2 separate regions of the Homo sapiens genome follow, and region 1 is linked to region 2. Evidence: chromatin loops called from intact Hi-C (ENCODE). Cell type or tissue: GM12878. All regions are shown on one strand. Links, peaks and the distances in the headings refer to the core of each region. The heading gives the core; the rest is flanking DNA.

Region 1 (11,562 bases), core at 1,770-9,769, 66 kb before region 2:
CGGTGTCAGCAAAGGAAGAAATGAGATGGGGGAGGCTGAATAGGTTTGGGTTGTCTCTGCCTGTTTTAAGACAACACTTGCCATATTCAAGAATACATCAGTGGTGAAATGAAACAGAACATCGTCCACATGCCCCAGATTGTGACATCACCGTCTGAGTTTACACCAGGTCCCACCACTCCATATAGTCTTCCCTTTCATCCTATCATTGTGGTATTCATAGATTAGCTCATTTATTTTTCCTCTGGCATCTCCCCCCACCCCACCACCACATCTCAGTTAACATATGCTGGCTTCATCCCAGTGAAATTCAATGACAGCCAAACACCCCTACAGACAAGTTCAGAATATTCTTTCTACAAGTGATTTTTAGGCTTTCACTGAGGCAAGCAGAACATTTTCATTACCTCTTGATCTCCTTTTTTTCTATACTTCAGCCATCCCACATCCCAATTATCTGAGATTGCTATTCATCTTTGAACAGAAATCAAGGATATGGCTTTGAAGTTTAGCAGTTTAAGAAGGTTATCTGTCTTATAACCTTATAATTCCAGAGCTTGTCTTATTCAGCTATAGCAATGTTATTTCAATTTCACTGAAATTCTTTGAAAGGTCAGTGCCAACGCTCATGTTTGTGTTTAAGGTGCGGGTTTGAAGAATAACAGCCATTTAAATAACTGCCATATGAGTGTAATTATGACTTTTATGCGGTCATGATACCTGAGGCTGGAATTATCAACAAGGGATTTGGTAACATTTTTAGCTTAAGTGCCATGGTCCCTGTGAATATTTGCAAGATAGATGTGACAGTGAAATCAAAGGTGGGAAGCAATGAAGGATGGTCTCCCAGAGGAGCATCCTTCAACTGGTGGATTTTGAGGATCAGTTAATCTTTGTGCGGGTCAGATGAGAAGGAGGGCCCATGTAGGCGGCATACAAAAGTCACAAGTGTGTACGGATTTGCAGGATGTAACCAGTATGCTCAGGCACCACCCCATCCTATCCCAATGTAAGAAATGTGGAGCCATTTCTTACTTTCCATGTGGTTTTTCATCGAGTCAAGACTAGTAAGCCAGCCGATAGGCACATTGAAACTTAAAAATCTCACCACATTTAGCAAAGGATCATCTGCACAGAGACCTGGAAAGATCAAAAAAGGACTTTGAGGATTCTCTGATCCAACTTATTCATATTATCAATGAGTCCAGAGATGCTCAGAGAAAGGGCAAGAGAGCCCTGTGCTCTGCAGCCTCAGACCTCTCCAGAAATACTACTAGGAAAGAAGTGGGTCAGCGCTATCTGTCCTTATAGGAAGGAACCTGGAGGCGGTGCCTGGGCAGGTTGGAGCAACAGAGGTAGGAGTGCTACTAGCCCATGCTGGGACATTGTGATAGATGATAAGAACATATGCTTGCCATTAGATAGTTTGGGCAGGAAACTCATCTCTTCCTTTATTTGGCAACATGGTCATAGGTAAGTCAACTGAAAGCTCTTAGTCTCAGCTCTTACTTGAAAAAAATGGAGACTTTAATTCCCACTTCCAAAGGTCACTGTGGGATTGAGTGTCCCTCCTGTGGGCTCCCACAGCTTCTGTGTAGATCGTGTTTGAAATGAACAAAATTAAACACGATGGTGTGTAAAAAGTTCTAAACTGTTCTTGGTCCAGGGATTTCCTAACCATCTTTGATTGACTCCTAACGTGGATACCAAAACTCATTCAAACCATGCCTACTGCTCTCTCTAAATCATAAAGTGATGATGATGATGTCATAAAATGATGCTGATAATGATAATGATTATGAGGTCATAAAATGATGAGGGGGAGGGCTGGGCATGGTGGCTCATGCCTGTAATCCCAGCATTTTGGGAGGCTGAGTCGGGCGGATCACTTGAGCCCAGGAGTTCGAGACCAGCCTGGCCAACATGACGAAACCCCGTCTCTACTGAAAACACAAAAATTAGCTGGACGTGGTGGCATATGCCTGTAGTCCCAGCATTTTGGGAGGCTGAGTCGGGTGGATCACTTGAGTCCAGGAGTTCAAGACCAGCCTGGCCAACATGACAAAACCCCATCTCTACAGAAAATACAAAAATTAGCTGGACATGGTGGCACGTCCCTGTAGTCCCAGCTACTTGGGAGGCTGAGATAGGAGAATCACTTGAATCCAGGAGGCAGAGGTTGCAGTGAGCCAAGATCATGCCGCTGCACTCCAGCCTGGGTGACAGAGTGAGACCCTCTCTGAAAAAAAAAAATAAAAAAGCCAAATATGTATATATATAAAATGACAAGGAGGAGGTCCTAAAATGATGATGATGATCATGAGGTCATAAAATAATAATGATGATGATGATAACATAGTAGAACCCCAGGTAACTGAGTCTTCCTCCTTATGAAGATTCAGTTCAGATTAACCAGGTAGCTGATTTGGAGCCCACAGCAAGAAGGACAGCATTGTGCCCTGTCATTGTTTTAGGCTGTTGCAGGAGGAAGGAGCCTTTCTTGGCAGAGATGAACTTTGAGACAAGTCCTGACAGGAGGGGCAGAGAACTGATGTGGAACTTATCATTGTCATGACCTTCCAGGATATGAGCTGAAAGCCAGATGGAAATGTGAGGTGATCCATTTGTCTAGAAAGCAATGTCCTGTCAAGCTCTTGATGCTTTTTATTTTTCTAAAGCTTAAAAGCAAAAAGGAGAAAACATGCTAGTGCCATACAGAAGCTAAAGCAGATGTGTTTCTTTTCTTTCTTTTCTTTTCTGCTGGCACCCCTTTTGCCTTTATTGTATACAAATCCTAGCTAAATTGGAACGACCACCCTGCCCTTCATAGAAACAGACATTATACGGGCTTCCCAAATAACTAACCCACTTTCCTGCCACATGCGGCACAGGGGTACATACAAGTGTTGTACGCACAGGAGGCTCCAGGGATATAGAAAGGAATGAGACCACGTGTGGAGGGAAGGGACCTGAGCTTTGACTCAGGCTTGTTCCAGTTCTCAGATCCACTGTTTACACCCCACATGACTTTGGGTAAGTTATTTGTAAGGGCTCCTGCAGCTTCCGTTTTCTCATATTTAAAAATGGATCCAGGACAGCCGCGGTGGCTCACTTCAGTAACCCCAGCACTTGGGAGGCAGAGGCGGGTGGATCACCTGAAGTCAGGAGTTCAAGACCAGCCTGACCAACATGGCAAAACCCCATTTCTACTAAAAATACAAAATTAGCTGGGCATGGTAGCACATGCCTGTAATCCCAGCTACTTGTGAGGCTGAGGCAGGAGAATTGCTTGAATCCGGAAGGTGGAGGTTGCAGTGAGCTGAGATTGTACCATTGCACTCCAGCCTGGGCAACAAGAGTGACACTCTGTCTCAAAAAAAAAAAAAAAAAAAAATGGAGACAATAATGCCTGTTTACACGGTGGGCTACAAGGTTTGGGGTGCAAATCAGCTCGCCTGGAACATGGCCCTGGGTCAGTGCTGCAGTAACAGTGGTCACTGGTACCCCTGCTGCTGGTCAATGATTACCCGAGTGGTGATTATTATTGCTGTTCATCATCCAGTCTTCCTTGATGGCCTTTCTGCACATGCCATATTTCTTTGGGTAATAATCCATTTCTAATTGAGCCACAGGGTAAAGGCTTTTTGGCACTGGCATTCTCTCCCATATTATTTTGTGATATCACATTCCACATAAGCTTTGCTTGGCTAATGAAACAGGAGCCAGTGGGAACAGGAATCGTGGGAAATTGCTATGCTGGATTTTTAAACCAAAATCAAATCACATGCTTTTGGATAGCCAGTGTCTGTGCTAAGTGCTCCATAAGTCAGCCTCCAGTTCACCAGAATGCAGCTGTGTCTACTTCAAGCATGAACCAGAACAGATGGGGCCACATGCCTACCCCATCTTGGGCCAGGCCTCCCTTCCACCCGCTTCCCAGCCTGCTCTAGATCTGGTCCTGAAAGAGAAGGGGGCTCCACAAGGAGGGTCCCTAGGAAACTTCCTCTGATGCGTTTTCCAGCCTGGGTCATCCCATTCAAAGAGAGGTTCCAGCTGTGAGTGGGTTCACTGTGTCTTTCAGCTGGTGAACTTGTTCTCGGAAAGCTCTTAATTATTTAAAGTGCGTATTGGTTTTTGTGGCCACACCTCATACTGTCTAGCTGAGTTCGTTAAAAAAGACAAAAAATCCAATTGGCCAGAGGAATCTCCCTTTTCTGATATTTGGGCAAGTTCTATTCATATGCTTCCTGGATCATTTAAAATACAACTATACTAATTACATACACCTCCTAGGCTGGATTCTTTGTTGAGCAGAGAGAAAACAAAGATGATTTATGTACTTAATGTAACATTCAGGAGTGCATCAGAAGCATTTCACGCTTTTCTTACCTAAGTGCCTTATTTTATGACACTTACATTTAATGAGTTACTCTCAATCATATATACTTTATTAATTTATGACAAAATAAATTAAAAGCACTGGATATTAAAGCTCCCTTGTTGCAGGAACACATCATTAGAAACACTAGATAGCATTATTTTGCTACATGTTTCTCAGGGAAAAACAGAAGAGAACTTTGTCAAAGAAAGACTTTAAGTGTTTCACCAACAAAATGGAGACAGGCTTATCAGTATTTTACTATGAATTAGTGGGGGAGTAGGGGGAATGGGTCTTCCAAATGCTTATTGGTTAAAAGTGTTTTGTTTTGGCCGGGTGTGGTAGCTCATGCCTGTAATCCCAGCACTTTGAGAGGCCAAGGCAGGCAGATCATTTGAGGTCAGGAGTTCAAGACCAGCCTGTCCAACATGGTGAAACCCTGTCTCTACTAACAATACAAAAAAATTAGCTGGGCGTGGTGGTGCACACCTGTAATTCCAGCTACTCGGGAGGTTGAGGCACGAGAATCACTTGAACCTGGGAGACAGAGGTTGCAGAGATCACGCCACTGCACTCTAGCCTGGGCGACAGAGTGAGACTCCGCCTCAAAAAAAAATAATAAAGTGTTACTGGGGGTATGCTCACCTGCGTATCCCCAATAACACTTTATTATTAGATAACCGACTGTTATTAAAGTTGGACAAAAGTTGGTGTATTTATGCCCAGCTTAGAAAGTGCCTTTGTCTCTTGGTAAAGATGTTTTCTCGCATGTAGCAAGTGGAGGGAATTCACAAAGTAGATTGAGGGACACATGTAAACGTGCATTTTGCAGAATCCTTTTAGAGGATGTAGGAGGTGTAATAGATCTTCTCTAAAGAGGAAGGTTGGCACCTTCTAGGTTTCCTGGCCAAGCCCCCAGCTCTCAGGAGTCCTAAGCAAGCCACTGGTGTCCCGTTTGACTTTGCAAAACCACATCATTCTGAGACAGAGATGGGTGACTCTGAAGCCAAGATCCCTGCTCCTGCTACAGTGCAGGGTTGCTGCAGGGAGGGCTGTGCAGCCAGAGACTACTACATCTCCCAGCCTCCCCTGGCATCTAACTTGGGCTAAGTGACTTCCCTCCAAATGGCTAGCAGTCAACCAAGACAGATAATAAGCAGATGGGCATTTTCCTCCACTTCCCTGTTCCACTGGCCACATCACAGAATCCCCAGGCTTCAAGGGATTGCATAGCTGCAAGGTGGGAGAAGGCTCACCAACGGGTGAAATGACACCTGTCAACCAGTAACATGAATCAAAACTAAACTTCTGTGTGCCAAGCCTCTGAACAGAAGAGTTTGGCATAACAGCTAGCATGACATTGATTAGTATGATCTCCATCTCTCCCCACAAGCTCAGAGTTGGAGTCAGTCTGAGAGCCTACATCCTCTACCATGCATACTTAGATATCCTTATTGGCCAAAAGCTTCCATGTGGCTTTATTTTTATTCTGAATATAATAAAAATTTTTAAAGAGTATCTGGACAGAAAATGTCAATCTTTGAACACCACAAGGACAGGGATCATGTCCGTCTTGCTCACCTGCATGTCCCCAGCACCTTGCACAGTGCCCGGTGGGGTGCTGGTAGAAAGGGGTTGGGGGAAGGAAGAAACTATCCATGGGCAGTGGTGGTGATATCAATATCATGTTCACAATCAGAGTAGACTTGCTAAGATCAGCTCTCGGCAGGCAGTCTCCAAGGAGCAATGCAGGAATCATTTCCCTCTGTCCTTATAAGAAGCTGTTCCTCTATCATCCAGAATGATAAACTAATCCTATTCAGAAAGAGCCCTTGAATGACAAAGTAAGTTTTAGAAAAAGAAGTGCTTGATTATCACTTTTTTTTTTTTTTGGAAATTAGTCAGGTCTGAAATTAGTAGACTAGCAGAGGGGAAGTTCCATTATGCCATCTGATTGAACTGAGAGTAAAAACCCATCTTCAGGAAGTTTCAATTCCACATTTATACTGGCTAGAATTTCACAAGTTCCTAAAGCTCACTGAGTCCTGGAAGAGAAGAATTTAGAGGATTTGTGCATTTAGGGTCTTTAAAGTCCTGCTAACTTTTTTATCAATATAAAATATATATTATGTGTAAATGTGTTTTTTACATGCATAGACTATGTAATGATCAAGTCACTATTGGGGGTTTCCATCACTTTGAGTATTTGTCATTTTTATGCATTGATATCATTTCATGTCCTCTCTTCTCATTAGTTTGAAATACACAAAATATTGTTTGCTAAGCATCGTCACCCTAGTCTTTTTCCTTAGTACTCTTTTCTTCTATCTAACTGTATGTTTGTCCCCATTAACCAACTTCACTTCACTCCTACCCTCTACCACCACCTACCTTTCCCAGTCTCTGGTACTATTATTCTGTTCTCTGTGTCCTTGAGATCAAGTGTTTTTAGCTCCTGCATGAGTGAGAACATGCAGTATTTCTCTTTCTGTGCCTGGATTATTTCAATTAACAGAATGACCTCCAGTTCCATCCATGTTGCTGCAAATGACATGATTTCATTCCTTTTTACAGCGGAATGGTATTCCATTGTGTATATATGCCACATTTTCTTTATCCATTTGTCCATTGATGGACACATAAGTTGATTCCATATCTTGGCTGTTGTGAATAGTGCTGTGATAAACATGTGAGTGCAGGTATCCCTTTGAGATACTGATTTATTTTCCTTTGGATAAATACCCAGCAATGGGATTGCTTCCTGCTATGGGATTTGAGAACCTACATCTGTTTCAGTTACTATTACTCTTTAACAAACTAATCTGAACCTTAATGGCATTAACAACTCCTTTGTTGGCATCAAGGGATGGCTTTTCCCCTGCTCCATGATGCTTAGAGCGTGTGCTGGAGGGGGCAACTCAACAGCTGGGGGCTAGGCACATCTGTTGTCTTCCTCCAATGTCTGGAAGTTGATGCTGGTTGTCATGGGCCACCTAAGCTGGAGCTGTCAACCTGAGGGTCTACACTTGGCCTCTTCTGATGGCCTGGGCTTCCTCACAGGAGGGTGGTCCGTGGTAATCACACTGCGTTCATGGTTGCAGCTCAGAGCCCCAGAGGGATCAGTGGACACACAGCAGAAACTCCATTCCTTTTAGGACCTAGCCTCAAAGTCACATAGTGTCACTTCCACCATAGTTTATGTCAAGGCAGTTACGAGCCTGCCCAGTTTCAAGGGGGAGGGGGACATCAACTTTGCCTCTTGACTGGAGGGTGGCAAGATCATCTCGGGGAAGAGTACATGGAATGGGAGGTATTGCTGCTACCACCTTTGGAAAATATTATCTTCCACAGCATCTGAAGCAAAGGTGGTGTTTAGAGAGAGTAGTACACTGGCCTCTGTTAGGAAGATGTGTTACTGGGCTAGGAAAGGCTGCCAGTGGCAGAGGCTTGGGGTTTGGGAGGCAGGAGGAGTGGCTCAGATGGAGAATTCTACCAGGGCAGCAGCAGTTCACTTTCTCTAACCTGACCCCAGAGAGCAATCAGGACCCTGATTTACCCCCAAGCTTTTGGGTGCAGCTGGTCTAGCTTCAAGCCCTTCTAGACACCCTGGGACCTACCCAGGTTCCCCCAGACTTCAGCTGCAGCATCTGCTGTCTCCTTTCTCTGAGAAGCAGGGCCTGTATCAGTAAAGCAGAAAATAATATCAACCTGGATAGAGAGGACTAATAAAAGTGATAATAAATTATTCAGAGAGTGGAAAACTACTCTGGAGCTGCCAAATGATAAGAGCAAACACACGATGTGTTTTCTGTCCATGAATCTTCTGGATTCCTTTTTCCATACTGATGTTTTCCCCTTCTGAATAGGTGAAGTATTTTTATGCAAATAGTGCCCAAGAAGTACAGTAATGCAGGCCACTGACAACACAGTCATGTATAACCCAAGTCACATCCTTTTATGCACTGAACTGCCAGGGGACCTAGCATTAATAAAAACCACACGTAAAACAGAAACAGCCATATGCTGAGTTAAGGCATGAATAAGAAATCACTCCCAGAAGTGGTGAGAACAGCAGAGCAGAGTGCTATTGTGGCTCTGTAGGTTGAGTGCTCTGAGAATTGGGAGGCCCTGTCGGCTGCTGTATGTGTTCAAGTCAGATGGTGTCGGTCGGGGGTAAGGCCAGACCATGGTGCTGTCCTAGGAGCCAGGCACAGCACAGAGGAGGTGGCAGACACGGCAGGGTGTGATGGTCTCAAAATAGCAGAAACCACAGCCAAGTTCAAGACCCAGTTACCAGTTCATGGGGCTGGAAACCTGGAAACCAAGGTGTGAAACCAAACAGGTGGGAGCTTGAGCACCAGCAATGGTGTCTTAAATAGTTCCAAGCCCAAGTTGTATGGGAAGGTTGGGTGCTAGGTGCTTGAAACAAAAAAAGAAGAGAAACTCTGTGTGGCAGGGAGTAGTGGAATTATGTGAATGCATGGGTGCATGTATGCATGTGTCTATGTGTGCATATGTGTATAATAGAGCAATGGTTTTAAACTTTGTCATTTGATTGTTGGGTTGGTCAGTTGATTGGCTGGTCCATTGTTTGATAGTTTGGTTGGCTGTTCCATTGTTCGGTAGGTTGGTTGGCTGGTCCATTTTTAGGTGGGTTGGTTGGCTGGTCCATTGTTTGGTGGGTTGGTTGGTTGGTCCATTGTTTGGTGGGTTGGTTGGTTGGTTGGTCCATTGCTTGGTGGATTGCTTGGCTGGTCCATTGTTCAGTAGGTTGATTGGATGGTCCATTGTTCAGTGGGTTGGTTGCCTGGTTCGTTGTTCAGTGGGTTGATTGGCTGGTCCATTGTTTGGTGGGTTGAATGGCTGGTCTATTGTTCAGTAGGTTGGTTGGCTGGTCCATTGTTTGGGGGGCTGGTTGGCTGGTCAGTTGTTCTGTGGGTCGGTTGGCTGGTCCATTGTTCAGTGGGTTGGTTGGCTGGTCCATTGTTTGGTGGGTCGGTTGGCTGGTCCATTGTTTGGTGGGTTGGTTGGCTGGTTCATTGTTCAGTGGGTTGGTTGGCTGGTCCATTGTTTCATGGGTCAGTTGGCTGGTGCATTGTTTGATGGGTCAGTTGGCTGGTGCATTGTTTGATGGGTCAGTTGGCTGGTCCGTTGTTTGGTGGGTAGGTTGGTTGGTCCATTGCTTGGTGGGTTGGTTGGTTGGTCCATTGCTTGGTGGATTGCTTGGCTGGTCCATTGTTCAGTAGGTTGGTTGACTGGTTCGTTGTTCGGTGGGTTGATTGGCTGGTCCATTGTTTGGTAGGTTGAATGGCTGGTCTATTGTTCAGTAGGTTGGTTGGCTGGTCCATTGTTTGGGGGGCTGGTTGGCTGGTCAGTTGTTCTGTGGGTCGGTTGGCTGGTCCATTGTTCAGTGGGTTGGTTGGCTGGTCCATTGTTTGATGGGTCAGTTGGCTGGTCCATTGTTTGGTGGGTTGGTTGGTTGGTCCATTGTTTGGTGGGTCGGTTGTTTGGTCCATTGTTTGATGGGTCAGTTGGCTGGTCCATTGTTTGGTGGGTTGGTTGGTTGGTCCATTGTTTGGTGGGTTGGTTGGCTGGTCCATTGTTTGATGGGTCAGTTGGCCGGTCCATTGTTCAGTGGGTTGGTTGGCTGGTCCATTGTTTGATGGGTCAGTTGGCTGGTGCATTGTTTGGTGGGTTGGTTGGCTGGTCCATTGTTTGATGGGTCAGTTGGCTGGTGCATTGTTTGGTGGGTTGGTTGGCTCGTCCATTGTTTGATGGGTCAGTTGGCTGGTGCATTGTTTGGTGGGTTGGTTGGCTGGTTCATTTTTGGTTTCAGGGGTATTTAGCAGAGGAACACTTCCTTCTAATTGAAAAACATCACATAAAGAAATGCCATATGAAAAAGAGATTCAAGAGGAGCTGTTCTGGCTATATTCAAAAAGCACTCAGATTTTTCCCAGGCTTATTTCAGATCCTCTTGATCAGAGGCTAAGCCCCAAGATACAAATCTGTTCCTGCCAGAAGCACCATGTCACAGCCCAGAAATCAAACTCTGTTCCTTGTTGCCACTTAGGTGACCAAGGTGTCTTCCCACACTCCCTGCCCTTCCAGAGTCATAGACCCCTACTCAGAGTGAAGGCCAGGTGAAAACCTCACCTGTGCAGCCACCAGGGAAACCTTCAGATACGTGTGAGGGATCCTCCAGGTTTCTTCTGTTGGAATCCCTTGCTTGTACAGCAAATCCAGAGGGAGTAGATTTTGCAGGTGCTCTGGGTGAATCTTAGGGAATGCACCCCAGGAAGCAACCCACTGGCCAGCGAGTAAGTCAGGATTTCCTGAATCTCTGCAGGGATTCGCTAACTAATCGTAAATGGAAAACACAATATCCTCCTGGGAGTGGCAGGGCTGGAGCTAGGAGTGAGGCAATTGTATCCTACCCACTCAGTAGGACCCTCACCTTGCATGAATGGTCTCATCCTTATCACCACCTCCAGGCGTGTATACTGTCATATTCTTCTGCTCAAGTTCTCTCTACCCCTTTACACATATCTAGCTTCTTTCACAGGTTTTTCCTCTATCCCATACGGAAGCTTCCATCCTCCCTAGTGAGAAAGAGGAATTCTTCATGGCCTTGCCTAAAGGAGGCCGGGCTGTGTGTGAACCCTCAGGCAGGAGAGGAACCTCCCCCTTATCCCATGGGTCTGAACAGATTCCTTATGCCACCTCTTGTGGCACATTTGGTGGGCATGTCGGTGAGGGTTTCTTGCCCACCTTCATCCAAGTACCAAGTACATCTGGAGGAGAGGGGTGGTCACTGGTCTGCTGTGGGTTGGGGCAGGGGTCCTATGGGAAAGTGAGATTGACTGCCCCACCCCTGGCCAGGGCCCTGCGTTTTTATTTTGTTGCAAGTAAAATTGGGTCCCCAAAATTATGTAGTCATCCTAAGGGTAAAAGCCAGTTTGAATTCAAATGGTCTCTCACCATTATCGTTCATGGGTGAACTTGACACTTTAGCCCAAGTAGATGATTGACAGCACAGGTATCTGGGGCATAATAACTCAGACAGACCTCTGTGCGTCTAGCCCTGAGGCTGCATCCCCCGAAGTGTGTTCCACACAATGTTAGTAATGCACCATGTTAATTAGGCTTCTGTGGTCAAAGCAGTTTGTGGAATGTATAGTTTT
Region 2 (8,000 bases), core at 1-8,000:
GGGCCAATTGTCTTGGTCTCATTAGAACCAAGACCTACCAACCTAAGCTGTGATCTCCTGGCCATGAGGCCTTAAAGGGCCAGCAGGACTCTGCCAGGCCTCAGAGTCTCACCTTTTTCATCTCCAGGATGGGATCCCCACTCTCTCCCCATTTCCAGCAACTTGGGCCATCAATACCAAGCCATATCTGTGCCCTACCTCCCTTCTCCATCCCATCTACAATGATCAGGCTTTGGAGGAGTCAAATATGGATTTTCAAAGAGGAAGTAGGTTGCCCAGTTAGCCTTGGATGGCCCCTTCCAGAAGATGAATTGTTTTTCATGACAGTGAGCCAGGTGGAACTTGGAAATTCTGCTTGCATGATGTTCTTCTCTTAGAAAGGGAAACCTCTAAGTATAGTGGAGATAGATTGACATTAATGGCCAGAAAGAATATTTGTATTTTATTTTGGTCATACTCAATGGACCAGCATCACTTTGTAGCCACCATAATCACAAACATAAAGGAAGCCATCATTCACGGTCACTGCCCCTGGGGGAACAGACTGTTCTGCAAACAGGGGCTTGGGAAAACCCCATAGAAAATGTAGCTGGAATATTGTATGAAAATTACATGGCAAACAGAAATATCAGCCTCTCAGTTAGATGAGGGTTGCAGCTATATAAAGCCAAAATGGAATCAATTCAGTTGAATCGGTTTCATGATAAATTTAGTGAAGTGAATGTTTTACCTGGCCCCGGTTTGTTCAGAAGCAACATAGGACTCTGTGTACAGAGAGAGGTGGCCAAACTGCACCAGACTCCACAAAACGGTAAGTGTGTTTCTCCTCTCTCAATATCCCAGGCTCTCATGCCTTTCTCTAAGGAGTTTTCCTGTTCCTGCTATGGACATCCCATAGTTGAGTCATGAACAAAGACAGATTTCCTTCTAGATTGATAGGAAGACTAGACAGTAAAATTAAATTTAAAATCTTACCCAATCCCCTTTGACTCTTGTTTTTAATTTTCCTCCTTTTTCTCTGCATTTTAATATTAAGTGGCACAGACCAGAGCTATTCCCCCAACCTAGTGCATTTGGTTTATTCTAGAGATGTCTTTTCTTTTGTTCTCGTGGCAGTTCATTTGGGACTGAGTCTATTTCTAGATCACTAGCAGGCTGACTCCCTTCCTGGCTGGCAGGCCATCCCCAGCTGTGGCAGTGCAGCACCATGTCCATGAGCCTGGACAGGGACTTCCATGAAGCAGTGCCTCCTCACTTGTCCATCTCCTTGCCTAGCTCATCGGGCCCAACCCAGCAATGATCTTCACTCCCCAACAGTCAAGGAAAGAGGCAGCTGTCAACCAAGCCTTCTCAGTGGCCTTTCTCCACACCCGAGCTCCCCACGGCCTCCTCTACTTCCTTCTTCTGCATGTAGAAGACTGGCTTTAATTTTCTTAAAGATTTTTTGAACTATCTGTGATCCTTCCCCCTAGACTCTAGAACGGCATCAAAAGACTTTCTTCTACAGATGTTTCCTCATCTCATTCCCGCGTTAGACTCTGAACTTTTGGATCTGCTTATTCTTCCTGTGCTAGATAGTGTCTTAGAGAAGTGGGGCTTCCACATGGTGGAATAGGTACCCTAAAAATGGCCTCAGGGAGAAAATAGGTCACGAGTTAACACTATTTGTATCATAGCCAAAATGTATTAGATATACCCAAGAAGTGACTGCCCCTGCCTGATCACAAAGATAATTCCAACTGAGGGCAACATTTTTTAAAACTATGTTTCAATGTGTTCTCTTAGAGCAAGCTTGTCCAACCCCCGTCCCACAGGCCACATGTGGTCCAGGCTGGCTTTGAATGAGGCCCAACACAAATTTGTAAACTTTCTTAAAACATTATGAGATTTTTTTTTTTGCGATTTCTTTTTGTAGCTCATCAGCTATCGTTAGTGTTAGTGTAGTTTGTATGTGGCCTAAGACAATTCTTTTTCTAATGTGACCCAGAAAAGCCAAAAGATTAGACACCCTGTCTTCCCCAGAGTATCCATCCTCCTCCATTACCGTCCTTCTCCCACAACCCCCACCCCCAGAGTATCCATCCTCCTCCATTACCGTCCTTCTCCCACAACCCCCACCCCCAGAGTATCCATCCTCCTCCATTACCGTCCTTCTCCCACAACCCCCACCCCAAAAAAGGTTTAGTGACCCCCTTCTCTTACTCAGCAAGTGACAGAATCCCTCAGTCAATCACCATAGAATTAGGCCTTCGGGTCAGATAACACACCAACATTACCTTCTGTATAGAACCATAAATTCCAAGCTTAACATGAACAGAAGGAAGAATCTGTGACATTAGATCACTGTGCAACATTTGTTTCAGTGGACTAAAGCAATAGGTTGAAGGGCTTTAATAGAAAGATGTTTATTAAAAATAATAAATTTTAAAACCCTGCCCCTTCCTATATTTGCTTAAAAAAAAAAAAACTTGCTATAGGAAATAAATGGTCTGTCTGAACCCAGGAAAATAATAACGATGCCTCTCTTTCCTTGTTTTAGGGAATGCTGTCGATTTTTTGGAGACAATGGCTTGACTTTGAAGGTGTTTTTTACCAAGGCAGCACCCTTTGGTGTTCTTTGGACACTCACAAACTACCTGTACTTACATGCAATAAAGAAAATAAACACTACGGATGTCTCCGTGTTGTTCTGCTGCAACAAAGCTTTTGTGTTCTTGCTCTCATGGATCGTTCTCAGGGACAGATTCATGGGAGTGAGGGTAAGTTCCTTATTATCTGTCTTCCTCCCTCACTCAGTCATGTCAACCAAAACCTGCCCATCGGCTTGCTTAGCTCCATGTGCTGGACCATGAGCATAAGCTGCTGACCACTTTCCTTCTGATTTGCAGCAGAAAATGAGCCCAGCAGAGGGCCCGGTTCTTGGTGTGCCTTGCCAACCTTCTTGCTTGCAAACCATACTAGACAAGCATTCATTAAAGCACCTTTCATTTCAAGCATTTCAACAAGCATTCCCTAAAGTGTGTGCCAGTCGGGGACCCAGCCTGGGAATGGCGATGTGCTCCGCTCTCTGCGTGCTCACCCCGTCTCTCATGGGCGGCTTTCCCGGCTGTAGGGCGTGGCATGACCGTGCCCTGCAGCCTGGAGCTTTCTGCTAACACTGCCACTCTCGGGTGAGGATGTGCGTGAAACCCAAAGGATCCTTCGGCATCCATGCGTGCATGCAGTCTTGGCCCTTTGCCTGGGCCTTGTGTACACAGCCAGAGTTGGCCAGACACACTCATGCTAAGTCCCAACTGTGAAGGGCCAGCTTCACTTCCTTCTAACCAATGACGAAGGGGGAGTGAAATTATATCCCTTGAATTACCTCTCATTTTACAACCGAGACCCAGTCAATTACATTAGAAGCTAGTCAAAGTTAGCTCGTCGGATTTCATAACAACTGTATGAAATAGGACACGTGCACTATCAAATATCAGCTGAAATACAGAGAGATTCCCCCGAATAAAAGAAACAGGTGAAGTTTCAAAGCACAGGGCAGAACCCTAGAGACTTCTGACTGGCTCCCTCTTGTGGCCAGGAGCTGTCACTGCCCCGTCATCACCTTGCTACAAACCAGCGCCGAGAGCATTTAGCCAGGCCGCTAGTTCTCCTGTAGTTAGTGTACAGCTTTCCCCTTCAGCCACAAAGCTAAGAGCCGGTTTGAGGGGCAGTCCCATGAAAGTAAACCCTGCTGGCCACCAGTGCAGGGCCCTCTACTTCCGTCCTTCCCTCATTGTCCTGGGAACAATGACATCACCCTAATGGTGCATTCACACCCACCTAAGTTACCCAAACAGCAGTGGGGACGTGAGTCAACTTCTGAGTTATATTTTTAGCTCGCAGTAGGGGGAAAATTTGTTTTGAGGCTTAATGTTAATTTTGGAATAAAAACTCACTCTCTGTGCCACCAGAAAAGCTTTCAGCAAATAAATGATCTGATGCATCTCTGCAAGAAATGCAGATACTTCTCACAGTGAGCCACCCAGCAGGCTGCCTGACTCGATGCTGAAGATCTGAATGTCCTGGGCCCCCCTGCCACCCACCCATGTCCTTCCTGACTTTATTTTGATGTAAAGAGCCAGGAGAATTTATGGAAATTTTTGGCATGACTCAGATGTCCCTAGAAAATTCCAAATGAGACCCTGTTCCTGGGAAGAGAAGCTTCAAGGTTAATTCTGCATCTAGCAGAAGAAACCCATTTTTTTTGAGGTTAAGAGAAGGAGGTGTGAAAAACTTGAAAAATACTCCTAAATTCATAGAAAGCAACATGATGCTTCTAGATCTTTACTGCTATGCATGGATAAGACCCCTCCAACCCCCCACCCAAGAGTCATCCTCAGAATATGGCACATTCCGGCCATGGTGGCCACTTGATTGGTTTGGTCTGTTGCTGATCACTGTGTACTGAGCAAAGTTTTGTGTTGAAGGCCTTTGGTACTAGACTGACACTGAATGAAGATCCCAGGAGCCAGTGTCGGTGATGGCATTGATGGCATTTTGTAATTTGCAAAGCACTGTGCAGTTATGAGTCTCTCTAATAATCATTATTCCTCTCCGAAGTGCATGACCAGTCATCTAAGAGCTTCCTCCCACAGGTTGTGTTGGAACTCCCTCTTCTCTTCTTCAGGAGTTCAGAGAGCTAGCAAAATCCATCATGAGACACTGCCATGTGCCAAAGGGACTGAGAGATTCTCCTTGATAAACAGATGGAGATTTAGTTCCAAGATAATATCTAACTGGTGCATGGGACCGCTCAGACTTCACTCAGACCTGGGTTGGCTGGCACTGTCCATTAGGTAATTTCCAAAGACTGAAAAGAATTAACATAGTTCTCCATCCTGGAGGGCTGAGCATATGAGCTTGAGAGTCAAGCAGACATAAAAATCCATGTTGAAGGCACAGCCTTATGTTTGTGGAATTGGCTGCTAAGGAGACTTTTGTTATTAAGGCAATTATTCAAACCACAAGGGCCATGGTTCCTGGAAAACATCAATAGGTCGAAGTCATGTGCGCAGATCCAAAAGGAAGCAAACGTGTCTTATCATGCTGGGGAGATTCCTGGCCACGTATGGTATGAGAGGGTGAGAAGCCATTGGAGTGTCTGTTTGGAAGGAGCCAAGGTGGCTCCTTGTGTCGCCATCTGACTCTCTGCTTAGGTGTGCTTTCTGTACGTTCCCTGGTTCTCCAGGTCAGGGTTCTAGCTCAGCGATGGAGATGTCCTAGGCTAGAGTCAAGTGACGAGGTCACAGATCTTGGCTCCATTGTTATAAGCTGTTTGGACCTTGAGCAGACTAGTAAATGTCTCTGAGCCTCTGTTAAATGGAGAGAATATTACTACTCATCTTAGAAAACAGTTGTGAGAATAAGATGATGCATGCCTCACACATAAAACTCAACAAATGGTATCTTTTCTCCATGGCATTATTCTTATTATTCCTTCTCAATTGGAGGGGGTTGATGGATCAGCCCAATTCTCTTGTTGGTGGATGAACATTTAGAGAGGCAGTTTAATGTGGCAAAAGCAAGAGTAGGATGAGAGCAGGTAGAACCCTGGGCGCACACTGCCTGCTAGCTGCAGCCAGGCTGAGTGAGACCACCCCCAGCCTCCATGTCAAGGGAAATGGGAGGTGAGATTCTCCGATTGTTCAGGGCTGTTCGGGACCACCAATCACAGTGAGGGTCTTTAAACCAGGAGGGACGGGGGAAGGAGCCAGAAGGTGAGCTAAGAGGTCATCCATGGGGTCCTCAAACCCCAGCGGCACATTCCTGGGGATCATGGACCTTTTTCCAAGATCAGTTCGCATCTCAATCAGATTCCAGCTGATGTTTCCAATAATCAAAATGTTCACAGTGTTTCAAAAGGGGCCATCCATTCCCAAACAGTATCTGGTATCTGGTCCTGACTCCCTGCTGTGTGGGGGGCTGCCCTCTGCAACCTGAGCCCAGCATGGGGGAAGACACAGTGGACAGGCAATGGTGGAGCTCACAGCCCAGGCCACTTTCTACTCTCGGACATAGAAGGTGTGGACTAGAGGATCCCCCAGTTCCCTCCAAACTCCAGTAATCCTTGAGTCAATGAGAGCAGGCCAGCAGCTGGGAGGGAAAGAGTTGGGGGAAGAATGATTAAAAATCAGTCCATTTTTCCCTTTTGTAAAATTGCCTGTAGCTGTGCAAATCTAAAAAGCTTCCAAATGGGGTTCTGTTTGGCAGAGAACAGGCACCCCGCCACGTTTTGTTGTTTGTTTTTTTTAGGTTTTTTTGTTTGTTTGTTTGTTTGTTTGTTTTTGTTTTGCAGAGACAGGATCTCACTATGTCACCCAGGCTGGATTACAGTGGTGCTATCATAGCTCACTGCAGCCTCAACCTTCTGGGCTCAAGTGATCCTTTCACCTCAACCTCCTGAGTAGCTGGTAGTCAGGGGCATGCCACCACACCCAGCTAATTTTTTGCATATTTTGTAGAGACAGAGTCTCACCATGTTGCCCAGGCTGGTCTTGAACTTGTGGGCCCAAGAAATCTGCCCGCCTCAGCCTCCCAAAGCACTGGGATTACAGGTGTGAACCACCGCGCCAGGCCTTGCCACCTTCTAGCAAGACTAAGCAGGAGGAGCCCTAGTCTCAACAGTGATTAGACCTCACCTAGGGCACCACTAACCCTCCTCTCTCCTCTTTAAAGCTCAAAGGTTTCTGTTGCCTTCCCATTCAGCCCCACAGGGAGCAGGGAGCAGAACTGTCATGGAGATGAGTGGTGTGTCTGTGACTCAGGCCTGGGTGCGTGGGACTCAGATCTAGAGCTCTGGCAGCCGGGCAGGTTATGACAGTGGGTCACCATGCTGGATGAGGACAGGAAGATGCTAAGCAGTAATCCCCGGCCTGTGTTCCTTCCTTACCTCCAGCCAACTGTTCCCTAGACAAAGAAGAGGTGGTGGCTCTTACCCATCTCGGTCTTGGGCCACTGTGACCCATCAGTCTTTGTTTCAGGATTGTTCCGTGGGGAGCATTGAGGGCTGGGGGGGACAGGACAGTGTAAGGAAGGAGAGGCATGGGGAGGTCAGGGGAGCTCCGTTGTCATGATTCCACACCCACCCTTAGCACCTGTCCAGGGGCCCCAGTAGGGAGAAGATGTACATGGAGCACATGGAACCACAGGGCGGACTTGACTGGCCTTCCTAGAGAGTTTGTTTTAGTGCAGGAAATGGGCAGGAAAATATTGTCACATGAAAACCCAGAAACTCAGATGTGTCAGGGTGTCAAATGTAACATATGTGCATACTTTTTAAAAGATAGAACTGGAAACTTAACAGGAATTCCAGGCATCAGGAAGGAATCTTGAGCTCTGCTCCCAAAGGCACAGGGCACGTTCCAACCCTGCTGTGCTCCACAGGGTATTGAGAGTAAGGTAGGAACCCTAGTTCACATCCCAGCACATGGGTCCGGTCATAGCAGGGCTGCTGATGTCCAGAGAGTGGAAGGCCCACAGCCAGGGATGTCAACACTGTGCCTTGTGGGCGGGACCCCCAGGAGAAGGCTGGGAGGTGTGGAGGAGGAGATCAGAGTCCCCCGCCTGCCTGTCAGAATGAACTGATGGGGTGGCACAGGCTCCTCTGATGTTTATCTCCTCAACAGACCAAAAGGTCAATGTCCAACCGTGCTCTCATTTCCTACCCCCTTGTCCCTTCCCCCAGCTTAGCTGCACAGTGCAGCCCAGGCAGAAGCTTTTAGCTGTTTATTATTTAATCAATAGAGAACAGAGGAAGAGGTTGGAAATGTGCCCTGCAAGTCTTCAGAAAAAATCACCCCTCACTGTCCTTCATTGCCTCCAACTTCAGCCGTAAGCCTGGAAAGGTAGCTCCAGGTAGCTCAATAAAAGGTAGCTCCAGGCCGGGCACAGTGGCTCATGCCTATAATCCCAACACTTTGGAAAGCCGAGGTGTGTGGATCACCTGAGGTCAGGAGTTTGAG

What was found. Peaks named below come from ENCODE experiments on the same cell type or tissue, not always from the same donor. Only the 100,000 strongest peaks of a DNase experiment are listed, where the experiment ranks them.
Region 1: a loop joins it to region 2, with 4 times the contacts of the local background. A loop is called at or near these places in 1 of 110 quality-filtered maps.

The regions. Positions count from the first base shown.
Region 1 is chr1:234,238,363-234,249,924 of GRCh38, forward strand. The region is part of intron 3 of SLC35F3 (solute carrier family 35 member F3); the gene reads left to right. Among named protein-coding and RNA genes, the nearest start is that of SLC35F3-AS1, 29 kb to the right of the region's middle. RefSeq lists an enhancer at 8,462-8,601. In GM12878, for the core only: no CTCF peak of the experiment used is centred there; DNase peaks (open chromatin) are centred at 6,278 and 8,459; H3K4me3 peaks cover 566 bases; H3K27ac peaks cover 3,490 bases.
Region 2 is chr1:234,306,562-234,314,561 of GRCh38, forward strand. SLC35F3 (solute carrier family 35 member F3) reads left to right here. Exons shown (of 8, transcript NM_173508.4): 4 at 2,540-2,759. Among named protein-coding and RNA genes, the nearest start is that of MIR4671, 4.1 kb to the left of the region's middle. RefSeq lists an enhancer at 7,482-7,776. In GM12878, for the core only: a CTCF peak has its summit at 3,580 (motif pointing left); a DNase peak (open chromatin) is centred at 3,650.